2 separate regions of the Mus musculus genome follow, and region 2 is linked to region 1. The links are chromatin loops, found by intact Hi-C in ENCODE. Cell type or tissue: left cerebral cortex. All regions are shown on one strand. Each heading gives the region's core, and the rest is flanking DNA. Links, peaks and the distances in the headings are about the cores only. Region 1 overlaps Itgb8 (integrin beta 8). Region 2 holds the start of Itgb8 (integrin beta 8).

Evidence for each region. A loop is a pair of places that touch in the nucleus more often than their neighbours do. Peaks named below come from ENCODE experiments on the same cell type or tissue, not always from the same donor. Only the 100,000 strongest peaks of a DNase experiment are listed, where the experiment ranks them.
Region 2: it touches region 1 in a loop (4-fold over the local background); 5 of 42 quality-filtered maps call a loop at or near these places.

Annotation. Positions count from the first base shown.
Region 1 is chr12:119,161,232-119,177,374 of GRCm38, forward strand. It overlaps Itgb8 (integrin beta 8), which reads right to left. Exons shown (of 14, transcript NM_177290.3): 8 at 15,764-15,853; 9 at 12,055-12,189; 10 at 9,416-9,818; 11 at 6,768-6,993; 12 at 5,524-5,630; 13 at 2,106-2,269; 14 at 1,572-2,008. The coding sequence ends at 1,886. Among named protein-coding and RNA genes, the nearest start is that of Itgb8, 69 kb to the right of the region's middle. In left cerebral cortex, for the core only: a CTCF peak has its summit at 8,733 (motif pointing right); DNase peaks (open chromatin) are centred at 8,813 and 9,049.
Region 2 is chr12:119,229,519-119,245,661 of GRCm38, forward strand. Itgb8 (integrin beta 8) reads right to left here and starts at 8,758. Exons shown (of 14, transcript NM_177290.3): 1 at 8,154-8,758. The coding sequence starts at 8,280. In left cerebral cortex, for the core only: no CTCF peak of the experiment used is centred there; DNase peaks (open chromatin) are centred at 8,612, 8,933, 9,331 and 9,958; H3K4me3 peaks cover 2,500 bases; H3K27ac peaks cover 2,206 bases.

The DNA.
Region 1 (16,143 bases), core at 7,771-10,270:
AAGTAGGATTTTCACATCAGCTTTAGTGAGCACAGTTTCTTTAGGTGCAGTCACAGTATTTTGACAATGCCCATCTCAACTTGAGTAAACACTCAAGTCAAGAGCATTGTCATAGCTCTGCTAAGGGACACATCATGTTTTCTGACTAGAGAATAATTTACAGGCGTTCCAGCCCCCAGAGTATAATACCTAATAGAGGCTAGTGTTCATCGACATGCTAATATCTAATAACTTTCAAGTGCTGGAGAGCAGCAAACTGAGGAGAGACACTCTTTAGATTCCTCTGTTTTCACAGGTAAGACACTTGCTACACAAAGGACAGTTAGAATTTAGAATCCAAGTCACGAGCCTCTGGATCAAAGCATGGCCAGCTCCAAGAGGCTTGTTCTTGTAGTCACTGTGGAGGGAAGGGCTGCACCAAAGCCTTATCAGAAGGTGGCTAATGGGGAAAACTAGAAGCTGCTTATGCACAGTACCCTTTTCTACTTTGCATTGAAATATTCTCAAGAAAAATATTCAAGACTTGAATAAATCGTATTTTAAATTTTGCCATGGATGTTTTACAGATTCAAGAGGTAGAGTATTATTGTCCAATGCTGTCCTGTAATTGGAAGGCAGCTCTTCTCTGGTATTGTCACTTTCTCCGCGTCTGTGTTTTGTAAAATCGTTTTAATTTTCTGAGCCTCCATTTCCTGGCTAACAAAAAGGGGAGATTAGCTTGTTTCCAGGATATTACCCTCATGTGTCCAATTTTATACCTTTGTGAATTCTTATGAGTAGGGTTGGGATTCAAGGAATGCCCTTAGGGAACACAGGAGGGCAAGAATAATATAGCTTTCCATTTGAAAACTGTTGACATCATCTTGGAGTAAAAATCAAGAGAACACACTCAGAAAAGAGGGTACTCTGCTCGAAGCAGTTTTGTAGACACCTTTTGGATTTCGGGCTACAGGTCAGATCAATGACAGAGTGAAACAATCCATCCAGTTTGACAGGTAAGAATATATAAACTATCTTCAGACAAAGAAGCTATGGACTTAGATGACCTTAGACACCTTACAGTGACCCTTATTAACATTCAGCTTTAAAACCAGTATTCTAGTAAAGTGACATTGTCATATAGGTTCTATGGCAGTAGTAACTTAGCACTTATTTAATCCAGTCATTTGTGACATTATAAACTTATTCCAAAGGAAGAAAAACAGAATTTAAATGCAAAAAGGAGAAGATGTTGGAGTCAAAATCCATTTTGGAAAAGAGAAGAAAGCAGATTTGTACATGCACAAAGCCACGCAGCTTCAAAGGAGAAGAAAACAGACCCGTGCATGCACAAAACTGCACAGCTTCAAAAGCAACACCGCTTAGATTAAAGTTCATCTGTTCACCCAAACTGAAATGAAAGCCTAACCCTTACTCAGCTGGTTGTACACAGCTCGACAATGCCAATTGCCGGGTGTGGTTGACTGCTTTCAACTACTCCTGGATGCTTTTCATCAGCAGGTTGTACAGAAGGATCACCAGTCTGTGGTGGTGACACCCTGCAACCTGCTCCATAGCCTCGTGTTTGTCTGTGAAGCTCAGGGCTGACAGGTACCTGTAAAGTGTAATCAGTGCTTTCCCAGATGATCTACATTCTACGCTGATCTAAATAAGTTATATATTACAATAAAGTGCTACAACACTAGTCTCCAACAGTAGTAAGACACATAGTTCACTGAAAACTTCAGCAGCTGAGTGAGTCATATGGTTGTGAAGACACTTGCCAGTCTTCATGGCACACTCTTCAATATAATTTGTCTTCTCCTGTGACTTTATATTATACTTGCTAGAATAAATTGTAAAACCATCCAGCTTCCAACAGTTTTTGTTTGTTTGTTAATCTTATTTAGAAGTTGCACCTGAAGGCCTCCTGAGCATTTAGTTTGCTGATATCCATTTTTATTTCCTCAGGCTTTTCTCGTCGGTAGGTTACAGCTCTCGTGCAAACACTTTGCAGAATCAGTTTATCCTTGATGGAGAAGAAATATTAGGATTAGTAACAGAGCTGAGTGTTAGAAGTGCACAGTCACATATAATTAATATAATTGTCCTCCGAGTTCACCAACCTTTTTAGAAGCAGACATTCTATAATCTGATGAGGACTTTATTTTATTATTATTCCATTGTAGTATCACTTGTCTAATGATAAGAACTTTAAGCAACCCGATCAAGAATGTGACTATGAATATGATGAAAAATATTCGCAGATAGCTTGGGCCAGATAAACATTCTGCAAGAAAGGAGACAAGTTAATGGGTTAAAATTTTTTTTAAAGTAAACCAAAGTTTTCTGTCAAATAAATATAGTTTACATTCTTATAATAAAAGCAGGTTTCTTTACAAGTCTCTATTTTCACAATAGGAGGTTGACATTACTGATTACTCAAAACAGTGAACCCTTCTTTGGAGAATATTCACAATTAAAATATTTCATTTTTTTGTAGCTTGCTATGTCAAAATTTCTTACCCATATGTAAGTTTGTTTAGAACAGTGACTGAGAGAGCTATAGTGGTGTGTACAGTTCAGTACTATGTGGAAAACATGATTTAAAAAGGATATTGAGCAGCCCCAAGCATTCAGCATGTGTTTTTCCTTTTATGCTTTCTCCTCCTTTATTGCTCAGCAGTAATGGAAAATAAAGTAAACATCTGCAGAAGCAAACTCAGTACTACTCTAATAGGGAAATAAATATTTTCTCTAAACCCTGGTGTAAGATTTCATTATTATTAGACATCATGACTCTGAGAAGTAGGAGTGTTGCATCTTGGACAATACCCAAATCTCTCGTCTCACTTTTTACTAATTAACTTCACTAATCTAGTCTGTTTGCCTCCACAAATTCATTATGTGTTCTTCCTCGAACAATAATCACTTGCTGAAGAAAGAAAAGCCATGTTAGGAGAGGGAAAATGCTAGACCTTTGTTTTAGAACCAGATCTCTGGCAAACTCTCACTGGAAAAATTTGTATAAGCTCTGTGCTTGCCTGAGGTCTACTCTAGTCTCTGAGGAATATGGTTGCACAATAGTGGGTATTCCACAGAGCTCACAAGCTGCCCCAGATTCATAAAACACTTCCTGGACTGAAGCATGTGTTTCTCCACCCATTTTGCACGCTTCAGGGACCTGGTCTGAATGCTGCAGTTGCCTAGGAAAGAGCATCTAGAGAGAGGATGTGCCAAGGCCATGAGCATAGTAGCATCCAGTCATAGCTGATTCTGGCTCCAAAGCTCAATGCTAACCCAGCATGCCTCTTAAATGAGGCAAGGTTTCAATAATGGGGGCAAGAGATCTTCTACAACTAGGTGGACTTAATAGAGACCATTGTTTGTGATTGGTGACAAAAGACTTTGTGGAGTTAAAAAACACGCCCATTCCTATTCATTGAAATGGGAACATCAGATGCCAGTATGGTACAATGCTTCCTTGTTAAAGATATTATGAGTACAGAATACAAAGTGTGTGTCCAAAGGTGGTGCTATTTGATCTTTTACAGCTTCTTTCCTTCAGGTTAGTGACCCTCATAGCTTATGTCCTGACAGATTGTGATATCCCTTGGCTGACTTAGTCTACTCCATCAGCTAAGCCAATCCTTAGAGGGGCACGTGGCTTGATCCCTATCCTGGCTTTTTGCCTGATGGGAGCTTAGCCAGAGAGACTGAAAGAAGACCCTGTAAGAGTGGTTGAGTGGACAAATAATTAAGGTGCCTAACAAATGCTCTTTTCCTTTCCTTGCATAATAGTTGTTAAGGGGAGGGAAGTCTTGTAGTTTGATACATTTCAGAAATATTATGAATGTGTTAGCCAGAGGACCCGTTGAGGGTTCAAGTCTGTATTCATTTTTCCCCAATGTTGTTATGATGATCCAACATTTGCCTCTGGTCATGCTTTTCTTAGCTGAGGTCAGGCTAGGTCTTTTTCTAAGGAGTTTTAAGGGAACACTGTTTGCAACAACACTTAAGTCAGAGTAGTGTTTACTTAACTTAATTAATGATATGTAGGGGCCCTCTTTATTAGAAAGGCACTTGGCTTTCTGGAGAGATTGCTGCAGCCTGAGCTGGCAGCACATGGGACTCTTTTCTGAGCCAAATTCACTGTGGGCTAAGGGAATGAAATATGGGAAACTAAGATGTGCAGGACATTTCTACTTTGCTATTTCTCCGGGGCTGGGTTTTCTATTTGTTGAAATAGTAGAATCAAAATGAACGTTTCCAAAGATCTGACTGTAAGTATAGCTTGTATTTCACAGGTGGTTTTACAGCTTAGACCTGTGCAAAGTGTTTTGAGTTCTTTTGGGAGTGCTCCAGTAAATTTTTGTTTAAAAGTAGTTTTTGAGCATAGCTCTCACATCTTTCCCATTATACATCCTCTTTGATTTGAGGTACTAAACATACCTTTTATTCAATACACTTTTTATCCTCTATTTTGTACATGAGATATAGGCCCACAGAAATTTTGCAGAAGTGCTTACATTTCTTACTTTACTATATTTTAGACCAAGGTTTTTAGCTTAAAAGCAACACATTCTTTCCACTGTGTCAAATTCAGAATTATCCACCTCAAAGTTGTTGTTTTTTTCTTTTCACTTTTCTCTTTTTCTTTTTCTTTTTTTTCCCTTTTAATAGGAAGAATTTTACATAGCTCAGGATGGCCTTGAACTCCCCATGTATCTGAGGCTGACCTTGAACTTCTGATCTCTGGGTACCAACTCCCAAGTTCTCATATGTCACCTGATGCCTAGTTTCATGTGGTGCTGGGAATTGCACACAGGCTTTACCTATGCCAGGCAAGTGCTCTACCAACAGAGCTACACCTCAGACTCATAAGATGTGCAGGACATTTCTACTCTGCTATTTCTCCAGGGCTGGGTTTTCTATTTGTTGAAATAGTAGAATCAAAAGGAACGTTTCCAAAGATCTGACTGCAAGTATAGCTTGTATTTCACAGGTGGTTTTACAGCTTAGATCTTAGGTATACTACAACAGCAGATGATCACTTAAAATTTTAGTGTTTTACCTGAAACAGGAGAATAAAGTTTTTGTAGATATGTGAAGAGTGAGCAGAAGAAACAAATTTAGGTTATATAGGGAAACCATAGCTCCTGAGCTCTTAGTGACATTATTCTACACAGTGAACTTATATTTTTGGCTCATGTAAGTCCTTCTAGATAATTCATTTTCTTGGTCCTTGGTGGAGGCAGGCAGCACATAGAGCCTGTGCGAATGAGCAGGGAGGTGTCACCACCTAAGTATTTCTCTTTGGGAGATTAAAAAATGGATTACTGATTCAGTTTAATACTGTATATACATATTAGAACAGGGTGTGTTTTTGTTTCTGTTTCTTTGTTTATATCTGTGACACAGTGATAGAGTTGTTTTAAAAAGGAATCCAATAATTTACAATGGAATCAATATGAAGCCACTGTTCCTTCTTTCAGGAATAAGGTACATGGTAACTCCTTGCCCCAGGAGTCTCCTCAGACTTACCTGATGTTTGGTCCATGCGATGCTGTTCCATGACAGCACAGGAGGATTTACACTGATCAAGGGCAGCCTGAGACAGATTGTGAGGGTGAAGGCACTGCAGACAATTCCTGTTCAAGGAACATGAAAGGATTACTACTTTAAAAAGTCAATAGACTGAATATTCCTAACCCTAACCCTGTGAAAAATAAATAACCAATGGACAAATTTTGAACCCATTAGCAAAGCATGGTGGCCAAAGCCAATAATCCCAGATACATGAAGTCTGAGGCAGGAGGATGATATGGCCTAGGAATGCCTGATCTACAGAGTAAATTCAAGGTCATCATGAGTAAAACAATGCCTGTAAAGTAAAATAAAATTATAGTAAATAATGATAATAATAATATAATAAGTAGGATATGTTGCTTTTTAGAGTACTTGCACAGTTCAACTCAATTGAATCCATGAGCCTGGATTCAATCCTCACTAGCAAATAAATAACTAAACCCCACCATTATATTAAAATGCTATATTTCTAAACGATTTAAATAACTATGTATATTTCTAAAATTCTTACTTGCATTAGTGATCTGAGAAAGTATGTTTTAAAATTTTAAGCAAGCAAGCTGGAGGCACACTGACATTTATACAAGTGCTCTATGAGCAAGTCTCAGATTGTTAGTGAAAAATATTTTTACACAAAACAATATTTTTTGTTATGCAACACATGACTTTCCATTTATGCATCCCCTAAGTGCTTTATAGCACTATAATTCTTTATGTTAAATATTAAGATATTTAATCTAGTTATAATGAGTCACATTTATTCACTGACTGCCATGTACCAAGTACAAAAATTTTATTTTAGTTAACTTTACAAATATCACTTGATTCTTTCACAATTAACTAGAGGCACAGAGAATTTTAACAAATTATTTTACATTGCACAGCTAAATAGTAATAAGTAGGTTAACTGGCAACCTCTGTTTTCAGGAAAGCATTTTCTTAAAAAAACCAACCAAACAGAGTAGTGACTTTATATAGATTTGTTCTGATTATTCCAATGCAACTTACTAGCCAAAATTAGGAATTCCAGTACCCAATTCTTAAAGTTTCCCACTCAGGATTGTTTTTTTAACTTTTTAATCATCATTTTTGTATGCTAGTAACTAAGAATCCAGCAACTAAGATGAAAGAAGGCAGAATGAAGAGCAAAACCAGCTGTCAGCCAGGATTGCTTTGTTCATTTGGAGACAGAATCATACCAGTTTTCACTGCAGGAGAGATGGCAGGTTGGGCAGTGCTCACAGAGACGGCCAATGCTTCTGGGATCAGTACACTCACACCTGCCACACACGCAGGTGCCTCTCCCGCTGCAAACTTGGCCCTTGGAGTTGACACAGTGCTGTGCTGAGGCTGATGGGCACTGACACCGATCTCCTTCCCAGCCACTAAAGCACTGGCATCTGCCACCTTCACACTCCCCATGCCCTGCAACAGAGACACACTTGGATCAAGGTCACCAGGCCTACAGAGTTGGTAATGTCTCCCCCATTTTCATGAAACATGCAACAGTCTGGTGAGTGGAAACAGCATTAGTTTTGACAAGTCAGTACCAGAATTAAGAAGTGTTTTAAACACTGTTCTATTGTAAGTATATTTCTCCTACTAATATGTAATGCTAACATGTACAAAGAAAGCCCCTACTTTGGTGGCTGACCAACTGCTTAAATGCCAATTTGCTTTCAAGTTTTAAATTAGAAACAGATAAATATTGTGAAACCATAAGGGCTGACTTCAAATCAGCAAAGTAAGAGCATTTGGTCAATGCCTGCCACAGTCTTCCCTCTTCACTGTTGCTAGGGGCTCAGGAGAATTTTGCAGGGTGATGGGGCAAACATTCTAACACTTCTCTGTGTTCAGGCATGGTTAAAGATAGGTCTTGTGAGAAGCAGAAACAATTCCCCTTATTCTCAGAACACTAAGCAAGAGGTTAGCATCCTTAGAACACTATCCAGAACACTGTATTAGCAGGGCAGGCTTAGTCTGTTCTATGTAGGCCGAACAATGGAAAAGACAAAGGCATGTGTGCATGCCTGAGGGGCATTTATTTGCAGACAATTAACTTGAGAAAATCTTGTTTACACACTAATAAATGGATTTTAGACTATAAGAAGTGTCCAAAATTTAATATGGTAATGTGAAGTAGAAGTCTTCAAAAGGAGGTACACTGTATGTTTTATACATTTTCAAGCTTATCCAACTATAGACCAAACACCCTTCCTTTTCTTTCCTCTTTTTCACTTTATCTCCTAGTATTCCTTTCTTCCTCCTCCCTCCCCTCTATTCCCAACCCCCCCCCCCTGTCTCTTCTCTCCCTCTCTCCCTCTTCCTTCTCTTATTGCTGAATACCTAACAGGTTAATTGTCCCATAGAGCCTACTGCTGGTTCAGCTCAATTTGCTAAGTGTAAAACTAATGAGGTCCAGGCAAACAAATGTCGAACACATCCCATTTCCTGATGTAGCTAGCACGCTGAATCCCAGCCAGCTGACCTGTGAATATGAGTTTTCATTCCCAAGGGAAAGTGGTAGGGAAAAATGCATGTCAACTTGCACTCACACAAGCAATTCAAAGCACATCGTCAGTTGCCTCTGTGTGCATTGGGTGTGTGGTCAAAATCATGTAGACAGGGTCAATATATTGAGATTATGCAGCAGAACCTCAGATTCTAAATGTATATGATAGACAGTTCTACTGACCAATGCCAGAAATGTCATTCTCTTCTTCCCTGTAAAATATTTATTTCCCCTATAAAATATATTAGGCAACTGTGGGTTTATTCTGAAGTAATCTTCCTTCCTAACAATAATTCTAGTTACAACTAAATAAATGTCTAGAACACAGAGTATTTTACATATGTAAGAGAATAAAAAGACAACTTATAATAATGTTTTCCTGTAACTTAAAACAAGCTTTCTACTTATCCATGAATAGTTACATTTTATGGGCTTTCATTTCCATACAGTTATAACAATGAAATATTTCCATTTCCCAATAACTTAACACATATTTTGTTACTAACATGCACATACAAAAAAGAGATCTTTATGATAAGTAAACTTACCCTTTCATGGAGAAATGATCAAGGAATTCAAATGACAGGTAGTTTAATTTATTTTAAAGTTACGTTTTTGTTTTAATTTTCAAAGGCTGCATAAGTTTTTCTGGACTGTAACCAGTAGGTGGCAGTGAACTAAATTAGCCAAAAGTAATCTTGATATTTTTATCTTATCCTATTTCATTGCAAAATCTGGTCTGTGTGTGGCCAGAAGGACAAAACTTCTGAATTACTTAACAATCCACTTCTCTCTGAAGAATGTATTCCTTTGTCCAGTCTGTGACTGGTGGCTTTCCAAAAATAAATTGGTGAGGTTTGAATGACTTCGAACATACAATTCTATCTACAATAGTTCTTTAAACATTTTCCAGTGAGTGGAATTATATTTTTATATCTCACTTCCCCTCATCCTGACAGAAACAAAATCCTCTGCAAGCAGGAGGTGGACCATGTGCTGGAATGAATCAGACCCTTATAGAATACCCGCCATTCTTCTAGAAAACCACATCGGCAATCACCAGTAACTTCCTTTTCTTGTGTAAATCTTTCCAAGATCAAGGGACACATGAGATTCATATTTCATTTTAGGTTTTGAATTTTTTAAAATAGCAGCCACAGTACTCAAGCTAAAAATATAAACATGATCTTGCCATGACCTAATTTCACAGACTATGAGGCTTTGAACTTTGATTTTGGGTTAAGTGGCAGTACCTCATCACATCAGATTTAAAGATACACTAATATATATGCCAATATCGTTATGAATTCTAACTGCCTGTGTATATCAACTCACCAGCACACACATCCCCATGGAGATAGGGACAGGAGAAGTCATCCTTCTCACAGTACTGGCCATACACTCTTCCTAGCTTGGTTTTGTGACATAAACATTTCCCACAGATGCAAACACCTCGGCCACTGCAGACAGGTTGATCCTCCTGTGGCTTGCAAGTTTCAGAAGGAAACTGGTCTTCATCAAAATGACATCTGCTGTCATCACACTGTGGACACTTGGGGTCTGGGGCAGCTTCCGCACACTGTCCTTTGAGTCCTCTGTGGTTCTCACACTGGCAACTGCAGCTTCTGTGTATGTGGACTTTAGTGGTTTCATTGAAACCAATAGGCTTGATTATTGCATAGTTTTTTCCTCCCATGATATCACATGTTTTCATCACAACAGTTACATTGAAAAGAACCTAAATTTCAAAGGAAAATAGAAATATCTTTATATCCTTGGATACTGTAAACAGTATATCAAGTAATGATATTTAAATCAATGGTGAACATCTTAGAGATACCAACAATATTTATAAATCACATGTGCATGCAATCTAATATGTAAGTACATAATTGCCACTTAATTCCATTTTTGCCTAACTGATTAATTAGAATTAAAGGAAGTAACAATTGCTAATGGCCTGTAAATCACCATGTGTCCATTTGTCCTCAGGTGTCTGTCACCTTAGGTAACTGATTTCATGGACAACTGCTGAATCAATGTTCTATTTTCTGAATTGGACATATGAGGTTAGTGAACAATTGGCATTAGGAACCAATAAACCTAAGTAAATGGTTTCTTATCTTCTGGGTCAGAACCCTGATTTAGTCATATGGGCAATTTTATTTATTTGTATTTTACTTTTTAGAGGCTCAAGGTAAAGACCAAGAGATGATCTTTAGTATATACATATACAGTTTTTCAGTGGAGGAAAACACAACCCCATCTCTGATGTTACTTGAGAAAGAGGCTCAGGACTTATTCTCCAGCTTCAAGACCTCACACCAAAGTCACTTGTTACTGTGGGGTCATCCCAGAACTAAAGAATGGACTAGTAGCAAGGAGTGGTTTGTTTGTTTGTTTGTTTGTTTGTTTTTCCCTCTAGAACAACAGTTTATTTGCCTGAAAATTTTTCCTTGTTCTTTAATTTCTTGTTATTTATAATATGGTTGATTTAATATCTATATTTTCTGACTTCAGCTTCAGGTGCTTTGGAAAATCGGGAAGCTTATATATACATACAGTTATATATGAGTTCACTACAGTAATTAAATTCCAACATTAAAATAATGGATGCTGGGCTTTTAAATTGGAAATTATGTAGCATGAAATAAAAGATCTATATTTAGGCATCCATGTACAAGACATTTTATTTAAATGTGTCACATTAAAATCAGTGTGGTTGGAGTCAGTTTGTGCTCAAATTGTTTTTGCCTCTAAGAATTTTAAGGATACACAGATGTGTAGGATGAGTGGCCACTGCTATTAAAACTAGTATAATAAAACAGACCTTCTAAAGTTGAAGGCTGGTTGACTCCTCGTGGGAGACAAGCTGTTTATAGTTGAAAGGAGCATAGTCAAAGAAAGAAAAAATTAAGGAAGGTAAATCATTGTTATATATTTGAGTCTTTAAAGACTCACTTTGTTTTTAAGAATTTAGCCTTTTATTTTTTTTACAAAAATTTACAAAAACTTTTCTGTAGCAGAAATCAAATGTATCTTATATAAACTAGTATATGATCGTTTTTGAATGATATCCAAGGAAAAATTATAGAGGAAACTACTGAATTAGAGGCTTAGGATAATTAATTAAAGATACACAGCTTGTGGGCACAATCACACTACCCACAGCTTCTAATGTTCCTATGAGGAAAAAAAATTTAAGTGTTTTCTTTGAATTAATTTTAGAACTTTAGGATTTTGCATTTGAAAAATTCTTCCCAATACAGGATAGAGTAATAAAACTACAGAACCTTAGAACAAGAAAGAGGAAAGAATCAAAAATTTCTCTGTACCAGTTCATTCAGGTACAGCTGAAGTAAGAGATACTGAAGAAGTGACACCCTACCCAGCCCCTGCTGAGAACATGATGTAGTCTATTCTGGCAGTTCTTGGAGAATAACCATTTCATCTGGTCTTGGAGTTCTCTTGGACTCTCAACTCTTTCTAGTTATTATATAAATGGTATCATCCCTCTGATTTGACTGATTTTAACAAATTTCTTCATCTCCTTTTCCTGGACATCACAAGATGAAAGATTTTGGAATTCGTAGCTTTTATATACTGTACCATCCTTTCATACTCTGAGAATGAACAGATTTGAAACAATAAAGGCTTTGTCACTATTACATCTACAGATACTACTTGCTTGGAAGGATGTTATTTTTTTATTAGGCAAAACCTCTCAGAAAATATATTACTACTAAGTATTTAATAAGTACTTAACACAATACATATTTATTTTAACTTGAAAGTTTGAGAGAAGTCAATTATGTATAGACGTAACTTTAAGAAGAAACAGGAAGGCTCATTTAAAGTTGAAACAATATTCTAATAGTAGCAATGTTTTTAAAGTAATTTTTTTTTTTGTTTTTTTTTTTTAAGAAAGCACACCAAAAAATTGTCTTAAACAAGAAAAACATACTGCCACATACTTCGTCATTGCTTGTCACGTTTCCACACCCACTTATGCCTGGCTTTCTGGCCCCATCTGGACAGATGGCAGTGATGTTAAAATGGACACCGTGTACCTGGTTTTCCAGCTGCACTTTTACTTCTGAGATAATCTTCTGCAGAGACATCAATTTTTAATTACACTGAAGTAGTTTCTAGTATAAGCGACAAAGCAGACTTATAATCATTATGCCATCCTGGATTTAATATTTAACTTTAATCAAAGTCTACATCTGGGAAATGAATAAAATGGTAGCTTCTCACAACAGCTCAATTATATTTAAAACATATGAAATACTAAATGATCAGCTGTTTTAAATAGTTGATTTTTCCACATATCTATGATCACAAATTTAAAACCCTATAGAAATACCTCTCTTATCCAGTGTGGCAAAGATAATTTTTCAAATTCATACTGATGATATTTAATGATGAAGTTTAAAGAAACATTCTCATAGCTGATGAATTCTGACAATTTACAGCAGGAAACATGGTTTTGGCAAAAATGAAACTTGAATTTCAAATGATTTTGACTATCATGAAACGTTAAGTGTTTTATAAATACATAGTTGAAACAGTTTTGTGGGGGTGGCATTTCTAAACTGACTGTGCATAGGAATCACTGGTGAAACACTGTTGTACAAGTTTCTCTAAGATGGGCTTACGGATTTTATCATCTCTATGCTTGCTTGCATCCATGATGTTTGCCTTAATTCTAAAGCAGGGCTTCATATAGGGTACAGTACCATGAATTAATTTACACAGTCATTCATTAAATGACTCACTCATTAAACATCTACTGCTTGATGTCAAGTATTGGGCACACACTAAGGCCTTCCATCACAATATTACAGTTCCAAAGGATCCAACTACTTTAAATATATCTTTTAAATATGTGTGCATTTGGTCATATACATCTGAGCCTGGCACATGCAAAAATCCTGATTTTAAACTTATAAAGAAAAATAACAGTGATGTGAAATATGTGGCTATGAAAGGAGAATGGGTTGTACCCTGGAGGAAAAGACTTAGACAGGCTTCCAATGTTTTAGTTAAAGTAACTTTACTCCTTCAACAATAGCTTTGATATGAGATGAGTTTTTACTGATGAATAATTGATTATGAAATTCTGATAGCATGTCCTCAAAAGAAGATGCTTTCCTCAAGTTCATGAATATTATTCAAGTAGGTGAAACCACACACACACACACACACACACACACACACTTACTTTTCTCTCCCCCAAGAGTTCATATACTGCAAGTAATTCTGGCAAGCTAGAAGAACCTTACAAAGGTGTAATCTAATTTGGATATGCATTGGTTTCTTTGGTCAGTACATGTCTCCCATAGCAGCACATTAGCCACACTTGCAGTTCCTCTAAGTTCTCAAACCACTTATGTCTTTGAAGTATTGTATGAAGAAATTTTTCTACAATATTTTCTGTCCTTTGCTTTGCAAGTCAAGGTTCTGGGGAACTATTAAACTTCTTTACTCTCTGAGAGGTGCTAGGACAGATGCTATTCATGTCTAAGAGTTGTTGGGAAAGACCCCATTTTTTTTTCTGGATGCATAATACTTCAATGAATTATGAATTGTCTCTGTTGGGATTTTAATAATACAATTTTGAAACTGTATTATTCTTTAAAAAGAATTTTGAAGACATAGACACATAAAAATAGTAGTAATCGAATCTCAAGGAGATTAACTTAGCCAAAATAAGTTTTTGTTGTGTTAACTATTATTCTTTCACTGCAAGGCTGCATGGAACCACAGTAGGCTAACAGGTATGTGACTACATACCTGCACAAGGCAAAGAACATAAGGCCAAATAGTGCTGTCTGCTTTTACTGTTTGAGACAAAGTCTCACTCATAGCTTACTGCCTCACTTTTTTTAAAACACAAAGATTTTTAAAAAGCTAGATGTGGTGGTACATGCTTATCATTCTAGGACCCAGGAGGAGGCTGAGGCAGCAGTATCAAGATTCTAAGGCTAAACTGGGCTTATGAAACAAACAAACAATACAATAGAATAGAATAGAAGCCAATTTATATACTTCAGGTTAATAAAACAGATACACTGTAGTAATTAAAAGGACTAATTGCATAAACTCCCTTTTCATTTGGATGACTCTTAAGAACAAACTATGGATAGAAATGAAGTATGGGTATGTTTTGCTTTTCTTGATATAAAATTCCATGAATCTAACATTTGAAAAAAAAACACATATGAATGTTTTGTCTGTATGTATGTAAGCAAATGCAGTGCTGATATAGGCTAGAAAAGGGTGATGACAGATCTCTTGAAACTATAGTTCATAGACATCGTTCTGATCCACCATGTGGGTGCTGGGAACTGAATCTCCATTCTCTCGAAGAACAGCAAGTACTCTTAGTTACTGAGCTGTCTCTCCAGTCCTAGGATTTAATATTATTTTTATGGTAGTAAAAGATTTAATTTAAGATATTTGTGTTCATTTAATTCTCTGTAGTTTTCAGACAGTAAAAAGTTTTCTGCAGAAACAAATCTATCAAGATTTATTTTCTTTAAAGAAGAATACATTTAAACAATTTCTTCATTTTCTGCCCTATGTCTGTTTCCCACCTTCCTCTTTGAACCCAAGTTTCAAGCAGGTGCGGCCTGAAGACAGTTAACAAAGCTGCCTATGGGGTTCACAGCTCTGTGGCTCAGGCAACAATAATTCTAAATGTCAGGCAACCAGGCAGGCAGAAAATCTGGAGAAGCCAGGCCTTATAACTGGCCAATAAGTCCATGGGAGAATAAAGCATAGTTTTTAACACCTATTTAAAAAAAAATCAAAGGACAAAAGATAAACAGGCCGTACAGCTGGAAGCAGCTGAGGCATAGAGTAGCACCTGGAATTTCATCCTGCTGCCTGTTTATTAGCTGTGTGGACCGTGGTCAATACTTTTCTGTTCCTAAATATACAATGGGGCTACTAATTGCTGCCCAATAGAGCAGGTGTGTGGATTGAGTGAAGTCATGTATGGAAAATGACTGGCATGAAAAGAAAAGTCAGTATTAGCAAAGTTTACTAAAGCCTTTTAATGCAGACATGATCCAGTTTGAGAGACCAGATGTTCCCTTAAAACTTCTTGCATCTATTCTCTACAGGACTGATGACAACATATAACCAATGGTCCAAGAAAACATCTGGGAAAGTGAAACTTTGGCCTGTTTTGACAAAAAAGAAAAGATAATTGACTGGAACACTGCAATGACTGATCATGGATACTCTTACAAAGCCCTCTTAGTAATCTCTAGATCCTGAGGAATCCACTTACCCCTGTAGATTGTTCTTTAAATAATAGCACAATATTTTTGGCTTGTTTTTGTTAAATTTATGATGTAGGAAACTATACAAAGTTTTGCAACAAGATGGTAACTCACTCAACTCTCAATCTGAAAGGAAGCTTAGATGGCGGGATCAATCTTAGCGCACCTCTCTGTGGGACAAATGAGGTACAGAGACAGACCTGACTCTTTCAAGCATTTGACATCATTGCTAGTCTGTGGTCCATCCAATGGTAACCCCAGCTCTAAATTCCTAGTCTTTCATTCTTTCTGTCACTCCTTGCAAGATGCAGCAGTGCTGCTTTGTACCTTGTCTAAAAAAAATGGTAGTAAAAGCTGACTTGTAGAAAAATTTATAGACTGTACAACATACCTTGTAGGCTTCTACTACTAAATTGTTGAGATTTGCAGCTTTGGATTCTATTTCACCAGCAATGGCACCAGGCAAAAGGGGCAGAAGGTCCTGTAAAACATGTGAGTCGGGTGCATGATATGACAGTAGCATGCAAACAGTGAACAATCAAGACATTAAACATTTTATAGCCATCAGGAAGACAAGCCATTATATGAATGAAAAAAAAAAAGACAAAAACCACAAGCAAGCTAAGAGAAGTATCAGTGTTTGTAGTCCGTGTGTAAATGGGTATGTATGTCCTGAATTTCATGATCAAATCTAATTAAAGTTAGCTCAGCATTTCCTAAACTATTTTTAACATGAGAAGCATTCTGAGGGCAAATACAATGATGAAGTTC
Region 2 (16,143 bases), core at 7,525-10,024, 68 kb after region 1:
GTGTGGTGCTATCTACTACACATTCATTCTCTTATTAGGAAATAAAAGGTAAAACTAATTTAAGAATATTTGTACACCGGCTCTCACAGGCATGCTATTTGCAAGAGGGAAGAACCCAGTTCATGTCTTCGATTTTACTGCAAGTAGAAAAATATAAAAGACTTCTGTACTTTACTCTGGTACTATCCTTGTCTGCCCCACTCTCCAATAATATTTTAACTATTAGGCAAGTCTGCTGTAACTTTTCAAGGCCAAGGCCAGAATACAAACAACACCAGGCATAACAAAGCCAAGTATTTAATACTTGCAAACTAGAATAAGAAATCATTAAATCAAAGGAGTTCACTGTGGTTTAGATATAAAACATTCCTTTAAGACTCACATGCTACCGGCTTGGTACTTAATGCAACAGTCCAGAGGTAAGAGTCTGAGTAGTGATCAGATCATGAGCATGCTAATCTTATCAATGGATTAACCATGGAAGAATTCCTATCTGAACAGACCTTTTGGAGACAGAGCCTATTTAAGGAGGAAGTAGGTCACTTGTCCTTAAAGAAAGGCAGATCTTGTTTTTGTCTATGGTCAAGAGCATGCTCCCTCACCCCAGTCTCTTCTTTCTCCCCCATCTCACTCTTCGTTCTGGTTACTATGAAGTGAGCATTCTCTGCCAAAGATTCCCATTGCCCTAGTAGCCTGCCCAGGGTGTCTAAAGAGATAAAGGTGGGAACATCTGAAGTCTGAAGACAAATCACACTTCCCTCCTTACAGTTTATTTCTCAGGTGTTTTGTTAATTAAACTCTTAACAAATGAATTTTGACTTCTGGTTGGGAACATGGCAGTGTATGAAGCTCTCAAACCTCTAGCTCAGGGTCAGTCTTTTCCCTCCCAGCTCTAGAATCATTCTGCAATGCAAAGAGGCAGTCATTTACCTGCACAAAAACTGCAGCTTGTGTGTCTAAGCTCTGTCTTGTTCCTCTGGCATCCAGCCATATTTGGCTGTTTGTCTTGGATTTGACACAGTAAGAAGGCCCAGAAAGCAGCTAGGTCAAGAATTTTAGAAACAATCTAGAAGTGACTGACAGACAAGGGTACCCTCCATGGGTCCATTCATGCCAGATTGGGGAGTAACCAGAAGAGGATACAAGGAGGTCTCACAAGGTCAGGGAGGATCTCCACTCCCCTGTAGATGGCAGTCAATGATGATGATTCAGAGTGCTGAGTCAAACTCAGCTCTAAATTCTGTTTCCATCACTTATTAGCTAAGTAAGAGAACTTTCAGAAGTTATTTGGTAACTTCCCCTAGCACAGAGAACTGGAACAATAAGGAAATAGTAGATTTTCACATCACATGCTTAGGAGGCCTCCTGGCCTGTAGAAATACTTCTCAAAGCTTAACCATTCTTATTCTTTTAACTCTAAAGCTCAGTGTAGTGCTTTTCATGACCTCAGAGGCTTAAGAAAAGCCATACAGTGGTAATGTAGATGAGAATAATTTGTCTATTTATTGCTTTTTTTGTGTGCTGTAAATGAAGTAGTTTTTAAAGCCAGCACCAAGAGGGAATGGGTAGACTTACTTTTCATACTTATCTTACCAACCATGCTAAGAAGCGTGTGAGAACTAATTAAGGAAGAACAAATTTACGGAGTTAAGATTCAATAATTCAGAGTCTTAGCTTTTGATGTTGGTAAAGATCTGCTGCAAAGGTCCAGAGACTGCTTGCTGGGGTAGACTTGGAAAGTCAAAACAAGCAACTCCACTTTTAGAAACAACTCTTATTCTGTAGGCTCATATAAGGGTCGGAGTTGAGTGGGGATCAGGCACTAATGTGTAAGGAACTAACTTACTTTACAACTGTTCACTGTTCTTACATTATTCAAGGTGATTTATTCCAAATGATTTATTGGACCTATTGTGCCAGGCTCTGAAGACAGAATCAGCAGTCATAGTGTATCCTGTCAAAAGGATGAATGAGGATGGAGGCAGAGGCCATTCTGGAAGGGATCTGTATGCCACCCAACTGAGGAGCCTCAAGGCAATGAGGATCCAAGGCAGGAGCCCTTTTTGTGACAGGTCATTCAGGCTTTCTCTACCTACTGAGCTTACTAGATCCATATAGACAAAAATCTCCATTTTGAGAAACATCTTAAGAATCCCCATTATCATTTAATTATTCTATTCAGTATCAATCTCCATTTTACTTTTATCTTACCTGTATCAACCTCTTATCTATTGCCTTGTTACTGTCTCATTCAAAACATTTTTTCCCCACATAGAACTATGTGAGGATTTTATTATCTTTAAAAGCAAAAGAAAATTTTATTATAGTTATCAATTTAAAAATCCTAACATCTATCTCCTGTCACATTTTCCCTGAGAAACTAAACTGAAGAATGTATTAAGCTAAGAAGAAAAAAAGAAAGAAAACACCAAAGAAAAGGTGATATATGCGTGTGACCCTGGACTGTGAGTTTGAGAGCTTCATACACTGCCAAGTTCCCAACCAGAAAATCATTAACAGCCAATGGAACATCCAGGTTAGTAACTAAGCATTGATGAGCCAAAATTGATATAAACATATGAAATGATGTAGAACTTCAGCTGCTGTAGCAGTTAGAAGCATACCTAGGCCGAAGTTGGTTAATAATCTGACCACATCATAGATCTGTTCCTATAAGTAATTTCTGTTTGCTTTGTTTGTTTGCTTTATGCTTTTTCTCAGTGTAACAGCCCTGACTGTCCTGGACTCAATTTGTAGACAAGGCTGGCCTCGAAATCACAAAGATCTGCCTGCCTCTTCTTCCCCAATGCTAGTATTAAGGGCATAAACTACAACACCTGGCCTTTCTATATGTACTTTTGATTGACCTTAGAGGCTCATTCTTTTTCTTCTTGCTGACACATTGGAAAGCTAAGGGACCACAAGGAAGCATATTTTACCACAGGGTGTTCCCCACTAAGCCACCTGTTTTTCCCCCTACATGAGAAACCTTTCCACAGTGAGGTATACGTGAGACAAGCTGGGAATAACGGAGCTTCCCCAGGAGGCGTGTTTTGAAGCCACCCATGATTCTAAAATCCAAATCCTATCTTTGTGATTGCTTTGCACAGTCAACAGGGTCCTATATTACTCATGCTATGGTGGTGGCCCAAACTCCCAATGTGACAGAGACATGTTTATATAATACCCAGAAAGTTCTTTAAGGAATTGTTAAGCTATATAAAGGAATTCAAATCTGGCTCTCCCTTATACTGACTATGTGTTGTACACACTGTTCATCTCTTGTGCATCAACTCCCTCTTTTCAAAAGCAGAGGTATAAATCCACTTTTCTCACAGTGTTGTTCTGAAGATTTAATGAATACATTGAATTATTTATAAAATGGGATGGAAGAGAAATAAGCTCAAATGACAAACATATCTTTAAGAATACAATGTTTAAAGATTTTAATTGAGTGACAATATTCAGCTTCAAATAGTCAAATAAATTATTATAAAATGTAAGGGATTTTTCCTATGGTTTATTTTAATGATACAGCTAGTATGAATTCAGAGGATGTATTTCTTATAAAATTGGAGAGCCTTCACAAGACCTCATAGTCTTCTGCTGACCAAACTTGTCAACCATCAATTTGCACTGCAACAGAAGCTAGAGTTTTGAGAACAAGGAAGACTGAACAAATATAGGAACATTAGGGGAAAGTTGTTTGGTTATTCAATGGATGAACAAAAGATGATATCCTCATTCCAGTCTGGAAAGGTAAAACTCAAGTAAATAATAAGAGGTTTATACCAGTTGTTATAGAGTTATCATAACAGGAACAAGCTAAACTCTGCAATGACTGGAGATGCCAGACAATAGGCTCCATCAGGGAAGATGGGTGGGCATCTCTTCTTGACAAACCCAAACAAAGGCTCACCAAAGGCAAATAGTTTGCTGATTGCAAAAAAACTACAGAGGGACAGAGCTTATTTGTTAAAGTTTGAAAATCTTAGATTAAAATAGAACCTTATACTTCTGTGGTTCACAAAAGGATCCAAGGGAGCCTGTCTGTGAGCAAGGTGAGGAATTTAAAAACAGGTTATTTATCCCTGTCTATACCAGATTCAGTCATTAGAAGTTCAAAAGTCTGTAAATGTAAAGAACAAAGACAATATTATCTCACATGCTGTGTTTTCTGCAAGAAACTTTTATTTAAAATAGTAGTATATAAAAATTGGAAAGATAATTTAGTGTTTATATAATGATATTTCTAAATTCCCATAAACATCCAAGTGGAGTAGAAACTATCATACTTATCTTGATTGCCTATCCTAATCTTATTTGAAACTTTCCCTTTCTTTTATGAACTGTATCTGTTGCCCCTTCTTGGCTTATTCTGATGCCAACTAACTTGTAGTTCTGCATAATAAAGACATAATTAGCTTGGCAGGCATATATATTCACAAGTAAATAATATATCTTCCAAACTTAAGCATACATTGAAAAGTGATCAGCTGGCAAATGTATTCTAAGAAATTCTGCTCTCTGGTCAGTTGTCCTCACTTTTAAGTCTGATCTACCAAGAATCTGACTCACCAGTGACTGAACTAACAGAATGTGAAAGGGGCAAGTTTGAGAGAGAAAATTAGGCATTTGGTTTTGAATATATAGGGATCAATTTTGTCTTTAGACACACAATAGGGAATAGACAATTTGCATTCTCCTCTGCAGAGCCAATAAGAAGTCAAGATTGGAGATAGACATCTGCATGGTATCATCATAAAAACACAACTTAAAACACCAAGGCTAGATCAATTCACTTCGGTCTCTGTATTGATAAGGAAGAGAAATGAGGACAGAACTCCAGAGCCACTGCTGTTATTGGAGTTCATTGAACAAACAAGAATCAAAACCAGTGTTGGAGAAAGCAGTTAATCCAGGAGATCATAGATCTTAAAAGCTAACTGTTGGGTGGCCAGTACCAACTTCCTAATTGATGAAAGGTCTAGTAGATGATAACTAAGGATTAGATAACAGATTTGACAATCAGTCACCAAATCTGAGTTGAGCAGAACCTCCACATGGTAAATAAAGCTTTCCACAAGCTCTCAGTATTGTGAGATGAAATAAGCTTGAAACTCTTTCAAAGCACTTACAGTAGAAGGACATTTTTGAAATCATATCAGCTACTTGTTTTCACATGTAAGGCAAGCATGGATGACTTTTAAACAGACCCCAAAGTGTCTTTGTCACCTAAAGACAGAATTACTACATACACATTGTATGAAAGTGACATAGAAGACTAGCTAAAGAATTTTGGAGGCTAGTGAGATGGCTCAGTGGTTAACATGCTTGCATAGCTAGATCTCCAGAAGCCCACATATAGATGTCCAGTTGGCATGTTAATTGCTTATAATTCTAGACTTGGGAAATGGGAACAGAATCCTCAGAAACAATCTGGCTAACAAGACTAGCCACATCAGTGAATTCTGGTTTTGACTGAGAGACTCTGCTTCAATGAATAAGGTAAAAGAGCAATGTAGTATGGTTTCGACATCAACCTCAGGCCTCCAAATGCATATTCATCCACATGCATTCATACCCACGCATATATGCACCCCCCACATGCAAAATCATTGCTGTGCATTCATGCATACATGAGTGCGTGCGCACACACACTCACTCTCTCACACACACACACACACTAAAACTGAGGATATTCAGAGAATACTTGATATGATGAAATCTATTTCAGGGAAAGTCATACTGTTGTCACAAAGCAAAGCTCATTCTGTAGATTGGTTGTAATGGAAAAAGTACAATAGCTAAATAAAAAGAAAATGAAATCTCATTGCAATAATAGCTACCATTTGTTAAAGAAATTGTGAGTTTTGAGATGTATCATTTTTCTATTGCTATGTAATTGGGTGACAAATTAGTTTTAATCTTTTAAAATTAGCAAGTGTAGAAATAAAATGTTGCTGCAATAACTCTTCAATATTAACTATTTTTTATTTAATGGAAAAACATTAGTGACCAGCTTTTTAATGTTGGCATTGATGATTTCAATTGTCTTCAGTCTCCATTAGTTTTTGCAAAGGAAAATTAAAAGGAACTAGAGTGATGTCTACATCAGAAATCTTTGCATCTCATTCATAATATACTCTACCCACAGTATTCAGCCACCTTCAACTCTCTCTGCTCACACTACTATAAGTCTAATGTACATTTGTATAAATTGTTCTTTAAAAATAAAACTGAAGTGATATATAGCTATAGTCTTCTTACTATGGCTTTATTGCCCTCAGCATCTTCTTGGTGTAAACTACTGGGCATGGGAACAAGATTTCCTTTGTAACCGATACCTAAATTTCTATTCTGCTTTAAGCATTTAATTTGCACAGTAAGACCTGTAATTTAAGACTTGTAGCTGTATCACAAAGTACAGCTGTTTATAGTGATCTCTAATTTGCTGAGTAGTACTGGCTATAATTTTTTTTTCATGTTTTAAACTACCATGCAAGTCATTATACATCAGAAGCTTTTGTATATTGACAGGGACTGGGAAAAGGATGCCTTGTTTTGATTTCAGATAAGCATTCACTTTTCAGGTCAGCAGGTGCAAGGCAGCCCATTCATAATACTTGCTTCAAATCAATAATAGTCACTGGATGGAAATATCTTGCTGGTACACAGGAACTTGACTTATCTCTACAAGCACAATGAACTTTTAAAAACCTTTGTTATTAGCAAAGATTAAAGGTGAGTGAGACTTTCTTTGGAACAAAATATATTCTGTTGACATAAGTTTTGGTCAGTTTATTGGTGCGAATGTTTACTAAATCTAGGAGAACACTTTATTTACTGACATAGGGTGGAATTAAGCTCAGTGGAAAATCTGCTGTGGCAAACACATGTTCCATTCAAAAGATACTTGATAAGGAGTGTGACTCTTTCCTTTGTATTAGGTTTCATTTATTTTGAAATCTCAAAGTCTCAAAATAACTACAAAATGAAAGTTGACTCTAGTTTGTCCTGTTTGATACAACTAGGAAAATCTCACCCAAAACTAATGCTAGACAACTATATATGCAATAATTAGAAGAAATTGCCTGGGCTTCTCTATTATAAACTTTTACATATAAGTATTTACTTTAGTTAACTTCAGGAAGAAAGCCAGCACACCAATTTAAAGTAAAGGACTAAATTTCAGTTTTACAACAGAAGTGAGGCTATTAATTAAAACTCCTTTAAGGTTGAGAGACTACAGTAAGTCTCTAATAAAATTTAAGGGATTAGTAACCCGAAGGGAAAAGTAAGTAAGTAAGTAAATAAATAAATAAATAAATAAGGCAATGGTAACTCCATCTGCAAAAAAAAAAAAAAAAAACATTTGGCCTCTATGGTAAATTTAATCCTTAGATTGTTATTATTACTTATTCTGTTTCATGAGTCACCAAGAATACAATGCTAACATGTTAAAGTGCCAAGCCCCCTCTCATGCACTGTCTGACTAGAAATGACTTGGGAAAGGTAGGCATCTATATCTGTTTTACAGATGAAGACAATAAAAGTTTATAGAGAGGTGACCTCTTGGTAACAGAGACCAAACTTAGGGGACAGATCATTTAGCCACAATAATTTAACAATCCCACCCCTCCGCAGGGCAGTGGCTTAAACCATGAATGGATATTCCTCAAGGGCATTAATTCATTCAAGCTGAATGTTATGGCAGAAGAAACTTGTTCTTTCTTAGACCAATAAATGAAAGACTCTTTCCTTTTATAAACCATCTTAGCCACAGGCTCTTAGTGGATGATGCTCCACCCCTAAGGTGAAAAGTTGGGGAATACAGACTATATAGTGATATCCTCAGGAAATACTGGAACCCCCAAACTGCATTCTGTAAGTACAACAGACTCTTTCCCAAACTTCAACTCAAATAAACTTTTCCCAGCACTGTGGACTATTGCTGTCACTTAGGGGTGAAAATGCCTGATACCTGGCTTCTTTATGGAGAACTTTGTTACACACCTGCCCTCCTGAAGTCTCAGCAGGACTGACCAGGACTGACATCTTCCACTTACCTGTCAGGGATGCCCAGGCCATAAGCTCTCAATACCAGCCCAAGACTTTGGGAGAAGGGAAGAAAACAAAGTAAAATAACTTACCACTTTGGCCCAGTCCGAGAACAAGTGAAAATACCCAGGCTGCCCCAAGAACCAAGGCTGGACCTCGCTGGCAGTTGTGCAGAGAGAGCAGTGCAGCAGTCAGAAAAGCCAGGGCCGAGCCGCACATAATGCAAAGCAGCCCGCCCGGTGCCTACTGCCTAGTTGCTTTCCTGATGCGCTCTCCCGACTTGAGAGCGCACCTTGAGGCCCGTGGGCTGCGAGTCCCTAGGACCTTTTCGACAGGCCGGGTTGGCCGACCCAGTTGCTCTCAGTAGGCGATACAGGTATTCGGTCCAGGGCAGCTCTCTGCATCTCAGGGCCCTTAAGGCCCTCCCAGCTCCGCACGGCGGGGCTTGCAGTCTCAACAAAAAGCACCTCCTTGGACAGCCGATGGCCCGCGGGGGCGAAGCAAGTACGGGCTCCACAGTCCGCTCCCAGACAAAGAAAAGAGCTTTTGTTTCTCCCCAGCCGATGGGGCTCTGCTGCATAAATCAGCTTAGCGAAGAGCCAAACACAATCAAACCCAAACAAAGCCTGAGGCTGGGGGGAAAACCACCCTAATGTAATTCACAGGGTGATGCTGCTTTAGTGGGAGGGGACGGCTAGAAGGCCAAGGGGGTGGGGGAGTTGCTGGCGCATCAGTCGGTGCTAGCTTCTTCCACAGGTGGGCAGGGAGGCCAACTCCACTTAGTCGCAGCTAGCAGAGGTTCAGGCGGCAGCGTTCCGATTGGCGGGAGAGGAGACACGGGTGCCAGCAGCTTGGGGAAGCAGCTCCGCGAGCTCCCTAGAAGCTCCTGTCTGCACTCGCGGGCAACCAACAAGGCATCCCAGTTGCTTACTGGGCTAGAAGGGGATGTTCCATGCACCTCGCTGGGAGGGAGCTGCGTACCCTTGTCCTTTCTCGGACTCTGTCGGCTCAGGCGTCTGGCCACCCAGAACCCTGGCAGCTGATGCGTTCTGGGATGAGAGGGAAGAGAGGCAGGCGATGGGCAGGGATGGGGTGATCTAGTTCTGTGGTCCCCCGTGGGGGCTCCCAGCTTTCGGGTGGCTGGGCGTGCTCCGAGCTGAGAGTTGCTAGGAAACCTCCCCACGCTACAGTGCTCCTTGCTTGGGTCGCCAGCAAGCGCAGTGGCGGCCCAGGACAGCAGCAGCAGCAGAAGCAGCAAACAGCTCCAGCTCGGAGTAGCGTGGGCGGGACATTGGTGAGGCATGAAGTCACCGCGGCCCACACTCGCTCTTTGTTTTGCTCACTCCAGCTCTTTTTTCTCCCCCCTCGAATCTAATAGTTGCCATTCCCATCGTTCTCAAGAATTCCTGGTGCGTAGTGGCGCAACAGGAATCGCATGCTGAGTTCTCTTTTCTCTCACCCCCTCGCCCCCCAATTCTGAGTTCCAACGCTTCCATAACGGTATAGGTGGAAAACTTCTCGCAGCTCGAGTGGCAGCATGAACCCCAACATTTCATCCTCTTGCCGCGTGCTCCTTTGTTCAGGAATCCTTACTGGCCCGCAGCTGCTGAATACAAAGTAGATTTCGGGGGCCTCTCCCCTCCCCCAACACTGCTCTCAGAGTATTCACTGCCCGCTTTCCTTGCAGCCTTAAGACCTTGCCCTGTGTCTGATCCCAAATCTGTCTGAGGTCTTCCCAGACTTTGGAGATTTAGACAAGATGTATTCTACTGTCAGATATATTTCGTTGTTCCTTTTGTAGACCCTCAGCCCTGAAAGGGGCAGCCTAGCTTTTTCCCAGGGTCTGTTTGTGGTTCTTTGGCCTTTTGTTGGTTACAATGGATCTTTTGACCTTAAACGCCACCTTCTCAGTAAAAGGAAACAAGAAGTTGCAGATGGCAGCAGAAGAGTGAATGAATACAAGCTTGCAATTCAGTTTTGCAGTTTTGGGTGAGGCTAAAGCGTTGCTAAACTGGACAGCCAAGGAAGTAGTAGCATTGCCTCTCCAGGTCTTGTCAGCGCCCTCGACACCTTAAGGAGAAGGAAGAAACACAGTTCTCTAGGTTTGGGAAAGAGCTCCTTTTCTAATTTGATACTGGAGACCTTGGCTCCTAGTTTCCCCTAGAGCCCAATAATTTTCATTGTATTGAAGTTCAGTTCGACTTTTTTTTACTAGTGGCTTACACAACACCACTTTTTTCAGGCATCAGACCCAGTCCAGCCAGGTCAAGGTGAACTATAGGGGATTTTTTTCTCCTTAATTGTTTCCGGCTTCTTATTTGGAGTAAAGAAAACAAGTAGGAGGTCCCACCAACCCTCCTCTTTAAAAAACTTCTTTCTGTTTTCTAATTGTTGACAGTGAATGGAAAGTACCTGGTTAATAAACCACAACATCAAAAACTCCCCTTTCTTCAGGTGTGGACTGTACATTGGACTAACAGTAAAGCCAGGAACCTAGTTAGTAAAGTGCCCTAGATCTGTTAAGGAGGATCATTTGTGAAGCTAAGGGGGCAATCCATACTTCAACGACTGATGTCAGTCAACACAACTCCAAGCCACTGTACTTCATTTTCAAATTTTCATTCTTTGGTTTTTCAAATTTCTTCCTGGATATCTTCATTGAGATGTAGCTACTGTAAAGTAGCTGAGATAGGTTGGAACAAAAACATAGCATAGTGAAGATATGGTTAGAGCCACTTCAGCTGGGAAGTGTGTTTATTTTCTTGAAATTATGTGACAAACCTAGGCAATGCAGCAACCCTTGAGGCATTGCAAAGCTCTGACAAAGATAACAAGTTAATCTCAATAGCATCCAGTCTGCCTTGTGAAATTACTGATACATTAATGTTTCAGTCAACCTGCTTTTACATCAGAAATGACAGTTACAATACTAAATGAGACAGAAGCTTATACAATAAGAATGGATGAAATTTTGTGAAACTGCTAAAGTATATAATTTTATATTGTTAGGTGTTCATATACTTTACATCTGAACTCAAACCTACTGTGTGAAAAGATAAAACAATGAAATAAATTTGTTTCGGAAAGGTTGAAAGTCATTCAAAAGACAGCCATTTCTGGCCACGAAATACATGCCAGAGTTTGGGGGTAGACTGCAGTTGGTAAATGTCACACAAGCATGAGGTCTTGAATTTGGATCCCCACAACCTACATAAAAAGCTTGGCATGGGACCCCCTTCCCCGAGCTCCAGAGGACCAGACGGATTTCCAAAGCTCATTGACCAGACAGCTGAATCCATTAGTTCCAGGTTGAATGAAAGAGCTTGTCTTAAAAAACCAAAAAAACAAAAGCAAAAGATGGATTGAAATTGAGAAAAGCATCCAATAAGAGAAATCGAGAAAAGTGTTCAGAGTCAACCTCTACCCACTGTCCACAGGCATGCACTCACATATGCATATATATGCCATGATACATGTTTATTGGCACACTGACAAGTTGCCTCAGTTTTGTTTCCTGTTGCTGTCATATAAATACTTTCACGAGATCAACCTAAGAAAAGGTTTGCTAGTCTCTCAATTGAAGGTGACAGTCCATTATTTCAAGGAAAAATCAAGTTGACAGAAACTTCAAAGAGCAAATCACTCAGGGCAAGCAATACCCAGGGTCCCCTCTCCTTTCATTCACTCCAGGCCAGAACATGAAAAGGTGCTGCCTACATCCAGGGGGAGCCTTTCCACATCAATGAACCCAATTAAGAAAATCCCTCTCAGACAAAGCCAATGAAGAGAATCCCTCATTCTGACTCCTTTCTCAAGTGAATCTAGATAGTGTCAAGCTGACAAAATGAACAACCACCACACAAGTACATACACAACACAGGTACCACTATGCATTCATCCAAAACTCCCCAATGCCAATTCTTAAAGGTTATTGAACAATCACAGCATTATTTGCCACTAATTTTCTGTTGGAAAGAGAGTATAATTCTGGTTATCAAAATAAAAATAAAATAATGTGCTAGACAATAGACTGTGAGCCTATAGATATGAGGAAGACATCTGAACATTTTTGGTTATGAAAATATAATTACTCCTGAAATTCTGCAGTTCATCCTTGAGTTTTCTTATAATAAATGTAACAAATAACCTAGGGACAAAAGGTGTACTTGTATTGAGTAAATGTCACTGGCTACATAACTTATAATTTCTCTTGTAAAAAAAAGGGGGGGCATGATACTATAAAGAAATACAGTATTATCTCCATTGTTACCTGAAGTTTAACAAAGAAAAATGTTCAAGATGATGACTAATTCCTGTTTTCTATCATGTTTCTCGCTTTGACATTTCTGATAGCTAATTTTTCATCATTTTCAGTAATGAGAGCAAATTAAAGTCATAGATAGTCTAAAATAAGATTCTAGCTATTCATTCCAGCCTTTGAACCATTAGACTCTTTGAGTTGTTAATAAGTCATAAAATTAGATGACTTAAGCTTCTACCCTACTCCTTTAACCTTAATTTCTTGCCAATGCAGTTTATGGTGAGCATGAATAAGCTGTGTGGGTAGTAGGAATAACAGACACATCTGAAAGACTTTTATTGAGTATGTAAATGTGAAACTGATTTTTTTTCCAAATGACTTATTTCATACTTGCATCCACAGCTATATTAACATTTCAAAAATATGTCTTTTGATGTTGAGGCTAGAGCTACTGGATAGATTTTTAGGGTATCATCATAAGTCTATAAACTTCTCTCAGCTACAGCTCATAAGAGATGAAAATGATCTAAAAATTGGACTATGTCATGAAAATGATCATGTCTAGGTGATTTTTCTGAGTAAGCACATGAAGCATTGAAAAATACTGCTCTCTAGTCTATTTTGTTATTGGGTGAACTAAAGAGTATCTAACACATAATCATCATAAATTATTAACAAACTTATTCTTTCTCTGTTCCAGGAGATTTTGAATTAGTGGGTTTTGTATACAGCCCAGCAACCATCTCAGTAAGCTCTTAGAATGGTTTTTCTATTCTCATGACTATTGAATCCCATCGATAATGGCTAAATAAAGACTTCTCAAAATTGTCATCAATAGAAACAAAGTCTATTAGGTGCAGTTTTAAGACACACACACACAGAAAGAGAGAGAGAGAGAGAGAGAGAGAGAGAGAGAGAGAGAAGAATGGAACTAGTATCATATAAAGGTAGATGGCAGATGATTAAGGTTATGAACTGCTATTATTTTCTGAAACAAGATCCCATGATTAAGCTTAGAAAACATTCAGTTAAATGGCTAAGTTCTTCCCTAGAGAAATTTCCAGAAACTAGAGTAGGCCACCGTTTATTTGATTTTGAAAACTCTTTATTTTGGGACCAGCATACATGTATACTGCTCAGTTGTTCTCCTTGTACAAATGTAGAAATTAAACCCAACCAGGCAAAGAGAATAGCTTTATTTCTTTAAGAATTCTTGGGCATGCAAGAATCAGAGCTCTGATTTTCTTGGACCACCACACATTAATGATAACTTTTGATTTCAAGTAATAGAATAGTACTGTAAATGTTATAAGCTTTTATTAATTTTTTTAATGGGAAGAAGTTGGGAGCTCACAGAATTAGCATAAGGCTGGGAAAACAGGATTGAATAAGGCCACAGAACAGAGGCGACATTGGCCGATTGTCTTAATTAGGGCCTCTACTGCTGTGAAGAGATATCATTAATGACCATGGCGACTCTAAAAACATTTAAGTGGGGTTGGCTTACAGTTCAGAGGTTTAATCATAATGGCAAGTAACAAGATGGCATAAAGACAGACATGGTGCTGGAGAGTTAGCAGAGAGTTCTATATCTGGATCTGAAGGCAGTATGAAAAGAGAATGAGCCACTGGGCCTGACTTGAATATTTAAAAAGCCCATCTACCAGTGACATACTTCATTCAACAAGACCACATCTCATAATAGTGCCACTCCCTATGAGCCTGTGGGGGCCATTTTCATTCAAAGGACTACATCTAGAAGTGTCTAACTCACAAGAGTTTGAATCACCCCATCATTTGTAAATCAATTGCTGAAGATTTAGAATCAAATTTCTAACTTTCAGAATTTCTGTTATACATCATTGCACTGGAACACTGGAAGTGGAGAAGAGAAGGGGGAGCTACTGCTGTTGGATTCCTCTGTGGAAAATATGTTAGTTTGGAATATTTTATCTGTGCACAGTCTTATTCCAGCTTCCTCTTATCCTTTTATTTTTCTCTTTTTTTCAGCATGCAGCAAAGTGATGCTTACTTAGCCTTCAATTCATTTTTATGGGAATTCTAGAAATGCAAAGATGTTTGAATACATGTCTAAATTTTGAGAAATTCTATATTGGCTCAAGCCTATAGCAGGTGCTACCAGGGTTGCCTCTTGTCTCATCCAGCTAACCATATGCTTGGAATGCTGGTGAATTGATACTGTCTTAACTGCAACTGATTGTGTGGGAGCAAGGTGTAAATACTTCAGTTCCCTGTCCTGTGAATGGAATCATGTGGGACCTATGTTCTACAGTATTTTTGGAATAGTTTTCAAAAATAATTTTCTATATCATAGGTTAATAAAAATAAAATAAAATATTAGAATAATAGATGTCACCAAAATTTCAAATTGTTATATGTGGGAACTAAAAAGAGAGCCCGGGGGAAGAGAGGGAAGGGAAAAGGCCCATGCCCCACCAGAGTTTCCCTATTCTCTGGTCAGTAAGGCATGGGAGGGCTGCTACCTACCCTTTCCACTCATCCCTGGGTGTGCATTCCTCTATTCCAATCTTCAGGGAGTGGCCAAGGGGCAGCCCAACCAGGGGACCCCGGAGCTACCTTGCAAAACCTGGGGGTTATAGGAGAGAGGGATGAGGGAAGAGGTTCCCAACACTCACCAGTGTGCAGCGGATCTTGATGGAGCAGAGACTCTCTATGGTTTAAGAGCTTTATTATAGAAATGCAGGGAGAAAGAGAGAAGGGAGAAAGAGAGAGAGAGAGAGAGAGAGAGAGAGAGAGAGAGAGAGAGAGAGAGAGAATAGGCTAGAGAGAAAGAGTAAGAGAGCAGAGAGAGGAGAGGAGAGGAGAGGAGAGGAGAGGAGAGGAGAGGAGAGGAGAGGAGAGGAGAGGAGAGGAGAGGAGAGGACAAAGAGAGAGGGGAGAGGGTGAGAGAGAGGGGAGAGGGTGAGAGAGAGAAGGGTAAGAGGGAGACAAGTAAGAGAGTAAGAAGTAAAAGAACAAGGTGGGACTGAACACCCCTTTTTATGGTCTTTACTGTTGCTAGGTAACTGGAGAGGAGTTTAGCCTGAAAGTCAGAAGCTTGGGCCATTGCCTATGTGACTACTGACAATGCTTCTCTTGTGGGGGTTGTGGGGGGTGGTAACTTAGGCAGGGGCCAGAGTTCCAGGAGCATAAGGGAATGCCTACCATGCCATGAAAGTGAATTATAACCATTGGGGTTCAGACCTCAGCTCAACTGGAGACCAGCCTGCAAGTCCCCACAGCTGTATAAGTTTCTGAAGACTTTCAGTCTCTAAATGTTCTTCCCAAACAACAAAGAATAGTCTTTCAGGCCATTCTGAAACAGGAGAAGGAACGTATATCATATCACAATTTGAACAACACTGAGTATGTTTCACCTAAACTCCCCCAGGAAAATAAACTGTAGTAGATCAGCACATTTCAGGAGCGTCTCCTCCCTCATTTCTCCACTGTTCCCTTGTCTCAAGGGACAACTAGCATAACATCAGTGATGAACATAATTGAGACTCTGAACATGAAAATTTGCATTCTATTCTTTTCTATCTATAAAGTAGCCACAACAAAAATTACAAGAACTTTAGAATATAAAATGTCCAATTGGAAGCTGCTACTTAGTAGCTAATGGATGGGCAAATTATTTATTTTCCCCATGCCTCAATTTACCTATTTTTGCAAGGATGACATTAAGATAACTATCAGAATTGGAAAATGAAAATGATACATTATGACATTTCTATGATGGCTTTTACATCATAGAAAATTCTGGTAAGGATGTAATGCAGCAGGAGCTACTACTATTC